Regions from separate parts of the Homo sapiens genome. Here all the other regions are linked to region 1. The links are chromatin loops, found by intact Hi-C in ENCODE. Cell type or tissue: B cell. All regions are shown on one strand.

Region 1 (2,500 bases):
TGGCCAGGAGCATACAAGCAGGAGTATACAATGTGGCCGGGGGTGCATAGGAGTCAGGATACAGAGCCATGTTCTGTGTGTATGATGTTCACATACAGGAGCCAGACTTGACCATGGGAGACCAGTTTTTAAGTTTCCAAGGAATTCTTGCTCCCTAAACATGTACTTGACCCAGAAAACTCTTCAGCCTTCAAGGCCCAACTCCCTCCACGAAGAATCTGTCCAGTGTCTGATGACTAAAGGCCCTGGATTCAGATCCAGCTTAGGCACCGCCTGGTCATTATCTGACTTCTCTACAGACTGTGCCTCTAGTAGGCTGGAGCCCTGGACTCAACTCAATATTTCACCCCTGCCCCTAGCAATAGGGGGTCAATGGACATTTGTTCAATAAGCTCTAGACACCAGAAAGGGTGAACTGTCTCTTGGCTTCAGTTGTTCTGTGACTTCAGGCTAAATCCAAAACCTCTGCGGTCAAAGAAGGCCATTGCCACCCCTCCCCACCCTGTTCCCTCTTAGGTGGAAGGCAATTGTGGCCCTTAGAAACCCTCTGAAGAAGCATCTAACAGCTTTTCTCAGGCCGAAATGGGAGAGGGTGAAGGTTTAGGAAAGAAAACGGTCATTCTTATGTCTTTCCCCAAACCAGATGATTTCCCTTTGTTCCAAACAGTTGGCAAAGACGTCTGGGCAGAGAAAGGGTCCTGACTTGATGCACTGCTCTGCAGGCAGCTGGGTGACTCCGGCCTCTGTTGGTTTGCAGCCTGGGCCAGGGCTGGGGAGTTGCTGAGGGGTGGGCTCAGGCTCACAGTAGGTAGGCTGCTGCTTGGGCTTTCAACTATTACCTCTGATCACAATGAATTCATGAATTTATATTAGTTTGATGCATATCTCTTCCACTGGACTTCCAACCTCTGGAGCGCAGGAACCACACTGTATTTAATTCTGGAGCCTCAGGGCCTGGCACAATGTCAAGCACACAGTAAGTGCTCAGTAAGTGCTAGAGACAAAAACGCACTGCAGCCTCCCTGCCAGCCTGATTTCTGGAGCATCCCTGACTCTCTTAATGGAAAGAGCTTCTCAGAGCTTCCCAAGCTGACTAGAGGAGGGACTGTCATGGTCATGGGCCCTGCTTCCCTCTTATAGTTCTCTTAGCTGGAAGGCAGGATCCTTCTCCTCTGAGCTGCTTCTGAGGCCACTTATTTGTTTATTTCCAAACCCAAAAATGCTTCTTAGGTTTTGCTGCCACCTGACTTGAAGCTCTGACCACCCCAGTGCTACTTCTGCTCTGCCCCATCCAGACATCAAGCGAGATTCATTCCCCCAGCCTCAGACAAACCACACCCCTATCACAACCGTAACTATTCTTAGCAGAGCAGGAAGGGGGGCGCTGCCGAATGACCTCGCTGCCTATAGAGACTTCACCTCCACCCACCCTTCACTCACCCGGTGTCACTTCCCCCTTTTAATAACAACAACACTGACACCAAGTTTCACTTCCACCACTTCCTGTGGGTTTTGTTCATCCTCAGCTGCTGAGGTTTCTAGAGGGTGGGTGAGTCTCTGGCCCAGCTGCAGGAAGGTCCCTCTGACTATAAACTCTACCCCTAAGCATTTAGAGGCTTGCCCTTCAGTCCTCAGACACATTCACCTTTCTTTTTTTTTGCTTTTTTTTTTTGTTTTTTTTTTTGAGGTAGAGTCTCACTCTGCTGCCCAGGCTGGAGTGCAGTGCAGTGGCACGATCTTGGCTCGCTGCAACCTCTGCCTCCCAGCTTCAAGTGATTCTCCTGTCTCAGCTTCCTGAGTAGCTGGGATTACAGGCATGTGCCACCATACCTGGCTAATTTTTGTATTTTTAGTAGAGGCAGTATTTCTCCATGTTGGCCAGGCTGGTCTTGAACTCCTGACCTCAGCCTCCCAAAGTGCTGGGATTATAGGTGTGAGCCACCGCACCTGGCCACATTCTCCTTTTTTTTCTTTTTTTTTTTTTTCCAGACAGAGTTTTGCTCTTGTTGCCCACGCTGGAGTGCAATGGTGTGATCTCAGCTCACCGCAACCTCCGCCCTCTGGGTTCAAGCGATTCTCCTACCTCAGCCTCCCAAGTAGCTGGGATTACAGGCATACACCACGACACCCGGCTAATTTTGTATTTTTAGTAGAGACGGGGTTTCTCCATGTTGGTCAGGCTGGTCTTGAACTCCTGACCTCAGGTGATCCGCCTGCCTTGGCCTCCCAAAGTGCTGGGATTACAGGCATGAGCCACCACACTTGGCCCACATTCTCCTTTTTTAAAGCTGTCCAGAATAGGGGATTCTCCATCCTTCCCTGGGTCAGAATCCCAATATCTGATCCAAGTTCATCCTGTTGACTAACCCAAATCTCTCCTGCTATTAGGGTTGCCATATTTTGCAAGTAAAAATACAGAACACAGAACACCCATTTAAATTTGAATTTCAGATAAACAATGAATAGAAGGCCAGGGGCAGTGGCTTATGCCTGTAATCCC
Region 2 (2,500 bases), 760 kb after region 1:
GTTCTCAGGTCTGCCTTTGCACTCAGTCTCATGCCATACCACATGTCACATAGACTTTGGGAAACTCCACTGTATGCTTGAGAGAAACTGAGAGTGAAAAAGGCAACTAGTATCTTAGTATTATTAAGAGAGTGGTTTTGACCTCATGAACCCTCTGAAAAGATCTCTGGAACCCCCAGGGGGTCCCTGGACTACACTTTGAGAACTGCTCCCTAGATCATTGGTTTCTTGATGACAAGGCCTTTTTCTATTCATCCTTACAGACTGGGTTATTTATTTATTTATATTTATTTATTTATTTATTTAAACTGAAAGACCAGTGTAATAGGACAGACTGGGCTTTAAACAGACTATGTAGTTGGCACTCAGTAAACTTTGCCTGAATTGTTTGGAAATGTCTGTGTCATGAGGGTTTATCGCTCCATCATCAGCATCCAGGGACATGCTATACTCACTCTAGTGATGCTGTTATTGCTGAAGGCGTTTGGATTCTCCTTGGAGGTCGGCCTTTAGAGAAATTGGTAGTTCTGTTGAATATCCTCAGTGATGTCATATCTTTGTTCTCTGAGGAGTGCTTTGATTTTTGGAAACAGCCAGAGTGAAATCTGGATTATAATATGAGTAGTCAAATTGGGTAACACTGTATTTTGGATTTGTAAAAAGGAATACTGACTTCCTAAAACTGGGATGGCAGATCTACTTTAATGGCCATTTCTCTAATTTTACACACATATTTACACCTGTGCAAATGATGTTTGTTGCAGTTTAATAATTACATCATCATTTCAAGTGTAAAAAGTGGAAACAATCTAAATTTACTACTAGATGACCAGTTAAATAAACTGTGAGCAACCATAGAACGGAACACTCTGAAGAGGAAGAAAGGAATGAGAAAGTTCTGTATGTATTAATAATAAATTAACTCCTAGATATATTAAGTGAAAAAGCAAAAGGCAAAACAAAGTATGTAGTACACTGTCATGTGTAAGGAAGACGCCTGTATGGTGAGTGTGTTTCTGTGTGTCTGTGTGTTTGCTCATGTACACATAACGTACACAATAAACTGGGCATGCTGGTTTCCTCCAGGGAGGAGAACTAGATGGCTGGGGTCAAGAGCAGATGAGCAGCTTTTCCAGGACTATCCTTTTGTACCTTTTGAATTCTAAAACCATCTGAATGTGACCTAATGAAACAAACACTTCAAAAGTCCCAAACTGAAAAGGTGATGATGTCCTCCCCTTACAAAATTAAAAATAAAAACAATTTTAACACTTAGAAAACCTATTCTCTAAAAGAATTCTCTGTATTTCCTGGCCAATAACACAATTGTTAGAAGAAATGTACAATGTACCAGGTGACATGTGGAAGGGGACAACAGAAGGGGGCAATGACAGGCACTTGTGAAAACATTTGCCTTTTTCTTGATCACGTCTTGTTCCTCTTCTCATCCTTGCTTCATTTCACAAATAGGGGAACTGAGTCCAAGTAAGTGAAGTGACTCATCCGTGCCACCTGGGCTCTTGGTTCCAATGCTTGCCTTGTTAGGGGATTTCCTGACTGCTCCTGCAGCTCTCTTTGCTAGAATGTGGTAAGAGTTGGGGGAGGAGAGGGTGGCAGATCCTCTTTCATTTGGCCTTAAGCACACCTCCCTCTTCGCCTCTCACCCTGAGCAGGGCTGGCGCCTGAGGCCGGTGAACACCTGTGGTGGTGGCTGTGGGACAGCATCTTCCCCTGCTCTTTCTCTTCCTTCTTCCCCTTGGCCACCCACACCCAGGCAGGTGTCCTCCCCAACCCCAGGACACTGCTCTTGGTGTTTCACAGGCACGTGTCCTCTTTTTCTGAAATTGACATTACCCAGTTCAACATCACCTACTTTACCGGAGTACTTTGGGCTCTTTCAAATCAATTTCCGCTTCGAAGGCTAAAGATTTGTCATCAGCTAAGAGGTTCAAAAGTCTGTGGTGTAGGCTCTCCAAAATTCTGGCAGAGGTCAGTTGACCCTGGCTTTTATGAAGGAGTCTTTGGCATTCATTCATTCATTCATTTATTGAAGAAATATGTATTGGACCTATTCATTGCATGAGGCACTTTCTAGACACTGGGGGTGAAATGTTGGCCAAAACAGATAAGGTCTCTGTTCTTATGAAGCTCACATTCATGTGATGAGAGGCTGACAATAATCAAGTAAACAAATAAATGATCAAGGTGACTTCAGATACTAATAGATGAGAGGGCGATGTGACAGATAGGGTCTGGGGAGCCACCTTTGAATTTGTGCTGAATTCTATCTGAAGATGCCTTCACTAAGAGAGAGGTGCTGTCTCCATGGCCTTTGAGGCCCTCCCCTCCAGTGGTGAGATTTTAACAATCTCCCCATCTGACAGGTTCCCATGCAGGAATGAAAGACATGGAAGGGAAGAGGGGGGCCAGCTCCCTGAGTCCTGTGTCCACCAGCTGCTGCTAAATACCTCTGAGAAACTCTGCTTCTATCTAAGGGGAC
Region 3 (2,500 bases), 770 kb before region 1:
CCTGTAATCCCAGCACTTTGGGAGGCCGAGGCGGGCGGATCACGAGGTCAGGAGATCGAGACCATCCTGGCTAACATGGTGAAACCCCGTCTCTACTAAAAATACAAAAAATTAGCCAGGCGAGGTGGTGGACGCCTGTAGTCCCAGCTACGCGGGAGGCTGAGGCAGAAGAATGGCATGAACCCCGGGGGGTGGAGCCTGCAGTGAGGGGAGATCTCGCCACTGCACTCCAGCCTGTGCGACAGAGCGAGACTCCATCTCAAAAAAAAAAAAAAAAAAATGAATTTTGATATGACAGTAGGAATTAATCTATGTTAGTGGAACAAAATTTCCCAAATTACATGCAACATCCCTGCTTTTTTTTTTTTTTAATAATTAAGAGCAACTAAACTAAAAATACTTTTTAGGAATCCATTTTGATGCAGTAAAATGTATAAAAAGGAAAGCAAGGGAAATGAAAACAATAGGGTTCAGGATGATTATTATTGCAGGAAGGCAGCAAAATGGGATGGGGGATATTATCGTTAAATATAGGTTATGATCAGAGTCTTAGTTTGTGGAAGATTATTGCGTTAAAAATAATCCAGGCCAGGTGTGGTGGCTCATGCCTGTAATCCCAACACTTTCGTTGAGAGAATCACTTGAGGCCAAGAGTTTGAGACTAGCCTGGGCAACATAGCAAAATCCTGTCTCTACAAAAAATAAAAAAATTAGCCAGGAATGGTGGCGCATGCCTGTAGTCCCAGATAATCAGGAGACTGAGGTGGGAGGATTACTTGAGCCCAGGAGGTCGAGGTGGCAGTGAGCTATGTTTGTGCCACTGTACTCCAGCCTGGGTGACAGAACAATACCCTGTCTCAAAAAAATTATGAAAATAAAAAGGTAAAAATAAGTAAAATGGGCCATGTGTGGATGAATAATCAGCATATGTCTTGAATAAAAGAGTTATGATTAATTCTGTGTACTTGAGGTCTAATGGGAAAAAATGCTGCTAAACGGGGATGTTAGTGCTTGTCTGAGTTTGAAATCTTGACTCCAACAACTTACTCATTGGGTGATCTTGGACAAATAACTTCTGTTTCTCTTTCCTGATCTGTAAAATAAGGATAATAGCTACATAATAGGGCTGTTTTGGTATTAAATGGGTTTATATGTATGCCTGGTACATAATAGGCTTGATGAGTCCTTACCATTTGTTTCAATTATCTAATGCTATGGAATAAACCACCCCAAAACTTAGTGAGTTGAAACAGTCATTTTATTTATTTTTCATTCAGTGGGATGATAGGCTGAGTTGGATAGTTCTTGTGGTTTTGTGGTTTGTCATGCAGCTGTTAAGTCAGGTGCAGCTGAGGCTGGAACGTGTGTGATGCTTTGTTTTGTTTTCTTTCTTTTTTTTAAGGACACCTCGAGACCGTTGAGTAAGTGCTTTGTTGTAGTCAGGTGGCAACTGGGGCTGGAAGATGTGTGGTGCTTTGGAGGGTATGGCTAAGAGTCTGGGCTCAGCTGGGCAACTGCACCTCCCTCTCCTTGTAGCCTTTTTGTGTAGTCTCCAGTAGAGTAGCCAGATTTCAAGCACCTCCAAAAGTACAAAACATGAGCCTGCCAGGCCTGGAATTGTCACATTATCACCTGCTGCATTCTATTTATTAAGTCATAGGGCCAGTTAGGGAGCGTGGTTCATTGGGAGCCATTTTTGGAAACGGTCTGCACATTATAATTAATGTTTCTATCTACCATGTTGCTCTACCATGTATGTAGTTGTCAGATTTAGACACTGGAAATGTATAAATAGACAGTTACAAATTCCTGTCCACTTGTAGCTTATATTTTACATAATAAATAATTAAAATATGTAGTGTTTTGGTTGGTAAAAAGGTTGGTAGGGAAAAATAAAGCAGGGAAGGAGATAGGGAATACAAGCGGTTGGGAGTTTTAGTTTTAAAAATGGGTGTTCATATGAGGCCTTGTTGACAAACTGTCATTTGAGCATAGACAAAAAGAAGGATAAGAATTAGAGGGCAGGCTAGGAGTGGTGGCCCATGCCTGTAATCCCAGGGATTACAGCACTTTGGGAGGCTGAAGCAGGAGGATCACTTGAGCCCAGGAGTTTGAGACCAGCCTGGGCAACATAGCAAGACCCCGTCTCTACAAAAAATAAATTAGCTGGGCATGGTGGCATGCACCTGTAGTCCCAACTACTTGGGAGGCTGAGGTGGGAGGACTGCTTGAGCCCAGGAGGTTGAAAGGCTGCAGTGAGCTGTGATTGTGCCACTGCACTCCAGCCTGAGTGACAGAGTGAGACTCCATCACACACACACAAAAAAAGCAAATGAGGAAGTAGGTGATGAGATCAATAGCCACCCATTAAAAGCCAGGTTTTAAATTTTTTTTTTTTTTTTGAAACAATCTTGCTCTGTCACCAGGCTGTAGTGCAGTGGCACGATCTCGGCTCACTGCAACCTCCGCTTCCCAAGTTCAGGCGATTCTCCTGTCTCAG
Region 4 (2,500 bases), 2.0 Mb before region 1:
GAAGACCTACCAGCAAGTGGCAGAGCTAAGGTCCCATCTGACCCCAAAGCCCACCCATAACCGCTATGCAGTACTGTCCAGGCAGAAACACAAACATTACCCCATTGTTTTTATTCTTCAACACCTTTGGTATCATCCAGTCCCAGGACACTGGCTCCTGAGGAAGGAAGGCCCCTCCCACATCCTTTAAAATTCCCAGGCATAAAACCATGTTCACCAGCCACCGTGAGGGTAAGCCTCAGAGACAGGGACCGTGCCCACAGCCAAAGCAAACTTGCCACATCCTCGGCCAATGCCCTGCCAAGGAGGGCCACTAGCTATTTTTCATGCCTCAAACTCCCACTCTATCACAGCACCCAGAGCTTGGGGATGGGGTGAGTTGTCCCCCCAGACAACTCTCTACCGTGGAGAGACTGGGCCAGGGGAAGTAGAGAGAGGAAGTAGACCTTAGATAGAGGAGCGAATGTGGGTGGCTAAGCACTGTGGGTGTGAAGGGATGGTTGGGAGGCCCTGGGGACTTTCCCCGGAGGCTGAGCTACCCAATTTACTCCCCAACCCACCACAGGCAGGCACGCACACCCATAATTTCAGGCGAGACGAGGCAGGCCTCTGAGAACAGCACTCCAACAGGCTTTATCTGAGTGCTCAGCTGGACTCAGAAATCAGAGCGCCTCCCCCAACCTGCCCCAGGACAGTGAAGGCTCCATGATGAGCCCTGAGTTCTCATCGCAGTTTCTCTTCCTTTTCTGTTTTTTTCTTGGCCTCTGCCTGGCAGGAGGCCTCTGGAAACCCTCGTTTTTCAGGCTGCTTCTCCGTCAGCCCCTAGGCCAGACCTTTTTATTTGACTGGTCTGGGGAAGACATGGGGAGGCCACTTGGCTAATGAGAAGCCAGTCGCCTTACAGCAGTGCCTCTTCTGAGACTTTCTGGGATTCTCTGGAAACACAGATGCCAGTTTTTCTTTTTATTTGCTTGTTTCAGGACAGAAGAGATTGAGTTTCAATAGGAGATGTGATTGTCTTTAAACACCTATGGGAAAATCCCTGGGCTCTGCAGTAAAAATACACACCATGGCTGTCCATGTCATATGCGTCCTTGACACCACCAGGCAAAATGCACAGGCTGTGAAACACATTTGGACGCCCAAAGAGCAGGTCCTCCAGAGCACAAACACCTGCACCCACCCCAGGACAGAAGTGCTCAGGCAGGTGTCACCAGCGCAGCCCCTGGCCCCCGACTTTCCCCACTCCACACCCCCATTCACACAGAAGGGCAAAGACAGCCCACAACCTTGGCTGGCTGCGCTCAGTCCTTGGCTCCAGCTGCCTGGGCAGGGGTTAACGAGGCAGGCGCGGCCACTCCCTCCCGCCACCTGCCACCCACCGCCTCCCTCCCGCGCCGCGTCACTTGTTTTTCTGCTGGGCTTTCCCGCCTCCCGCCGGCCGCTGACGTGGACTGGGGGCGTCACAGCCTCTACCTCAGCTGCCGGGAAGTGCTTCCCTTATATGGGCACAGACTCCGGAGGGGCCGGCAGGGCAGGGGCGCTCTTGGGGAGGGCAACAGCTGCCAGCCATCAAGGGCCAGGCTCTCCTCTCCCAAACAATGCCCAGGCCGGGGCAAAGGTGACCCGCATTTGGAAAAGGGAGGCCAGCCTCCCTGTCTCCTCTCAAGAGCCAGAGCCCAGGCGGGCAGCCTTCCCAGACGCTGTCGCTCTGCATCCTCCCTCTTTGGGTTTCTCATGAAATGTGCAGAGCTAGATTGAAATGCAGATGACCAGGTGGCCTTTCACTGATGCACTCTGATAGTCCCTGAATGCTCTGCATCCCAAAGTCTACGGCCGGAAGGCTGTGATGCTAGGCCACTGTTGGGTGGTAGAAAGGACATCCTTGCCTCTGCCTTGGGGCCTTAAATTTGTCTCATAATTCTTCAGGCCCCAGCTTCCTTCTCCATAAAATATGGAGGATACTGCCCTCGAGCCTTGTAAGGACTAGATGAGTGTTCTGCTTGGTGTAAAACAGCTTTGCAAGCTGTAAAGTGCTATTCAGACTTACAGGTGGTCACTTGGTGCCAGGGAGGAGGAACCTGTTCAGGAGCCCCCTCCAGAACCTGCCTTTCCCGGGCCACACCCATGTGCTGTGAGAATGCCCTTTGACCCTGTTGAAAAGCTTAAGCTGTGTAAATAAAGTCATCTGGAGTTTGCCTCTTGTGTGTACTGTGGCGAGCTGTTTGTCTGGGGCCTCTGTTAGTAAGCAAGTGGTGAGCATGCTGGAGATGATCCTTCCAGCAGGGAGGGGAACCGCGGGTGAGCGGTCATCGTGCAAACGCCTCGCACAGTACTGGACACTGTGCAGCACATGACTGTCTTCTGTTGCTGCTAGTAAGAACTCTTTCCTTCCAAATCCAGCTCAGCTCAAAACTCCCAGGCCCAACAAGCTATTTCCTGCTGACACCTTCACTCCAACTCCTTGGTTAATTGTGAATCGTGTTTGTGCAGTGTGGCT

Evidence for each region. A loop is a pair of places that touch in the nucleus more often than their neighbours do. Peaks named below come from ENCODE experiments on the same cell type or tissue, not always from the same donor. Only the 100,000 strongest peaks of a DNase experiment are listed, where the experiment ranks them.
Region 2: a loop joins it to region 1, with 5 times the contacts of the local background. A loop is called at or near these places in 3 of 110 quality-filtered maps.
Region 3: a loop joins it to region 1, with 9 times the contacts of the local background. A loop is called at or near these places in 3 of 110 quality-filtered maps.
Region 4: a loop joins it to region 1, with 17 times the contacts of the local background. A loop is called at or near these places in 2 of 110 quality-filtered maps.

What each region holds. Positions count from the first base shown.
Region 1 is chr1:205,286,953-205,289,452 of GRCh38, forward strand. No RefSeq gene overlaps it. Among named protein-coding and RNA genes, the nearest start is that of NUAK2, 34 kb to the right of the region's middle. In B cell, no CTCF peak of the experiment used is centred here; DNase peaks (open chromatin) are centred at 270, 502, 769 and 1,369; H3K4me3 peaks cover 1,157 bases; H3K27ac peaks cover 2,271 bases.
Region 2 is chr1:206,049,358-206,051,857 of GRCh38, forward strand. No RefSeq gene overlaps it. Among named protein-coding and RNA genes, the nearest start is that of RHEX, 2.6 kb to the right of the region's middle. RefSeq lists enhancers at 125-194, 1,349-1,848. In B cell, a CTCF peak has its summit at 1,352 (motif pointing right); DNase peaks (open chromatin) are centred at 74 and 1,594; H3K4me3 peaks cover 807 bases; H3K27ac peaks cover 2,500 bases.
Region 3 is chr1:204,520,017-204,522,516 of GRCh38, forward strand. The region is part of intron 1 of MDM4 (MDM4 regulator of p53); the gene reads left to right. Among named protein-coding and RNA genes, the nearest start is that of MDM4, 4.9 kb to the left of the region's middle. In B cell, no CTCF peak of the experiment used is centred here; DNase peaks (open chromatin) are centred at 1,395 and 2,325; H3K4me3 peaks cover 1,799 bases; H3K27ac peaks cover 2,500 bases.
Region 4 is chr1:203,289,183-203,291,682 of GRCh38, forward strand. No RefSeq gene overlaps it. Among named protein-coding and RNA genes, the nearest start is that of LINC01353, 3.3 kb to the left of the region's middle. RefSeq lists an enhancer at 363-922 and a silencer at 1,133-1,532. In B cell, no CTCF peak of the experiment used is centred here; DNase peaks (open chromatin) are centred at 569, 1,409 and 2,409; H3K4me3 peaks cover 2,237 bases; H3K27ac peaks cover 2,500 bases.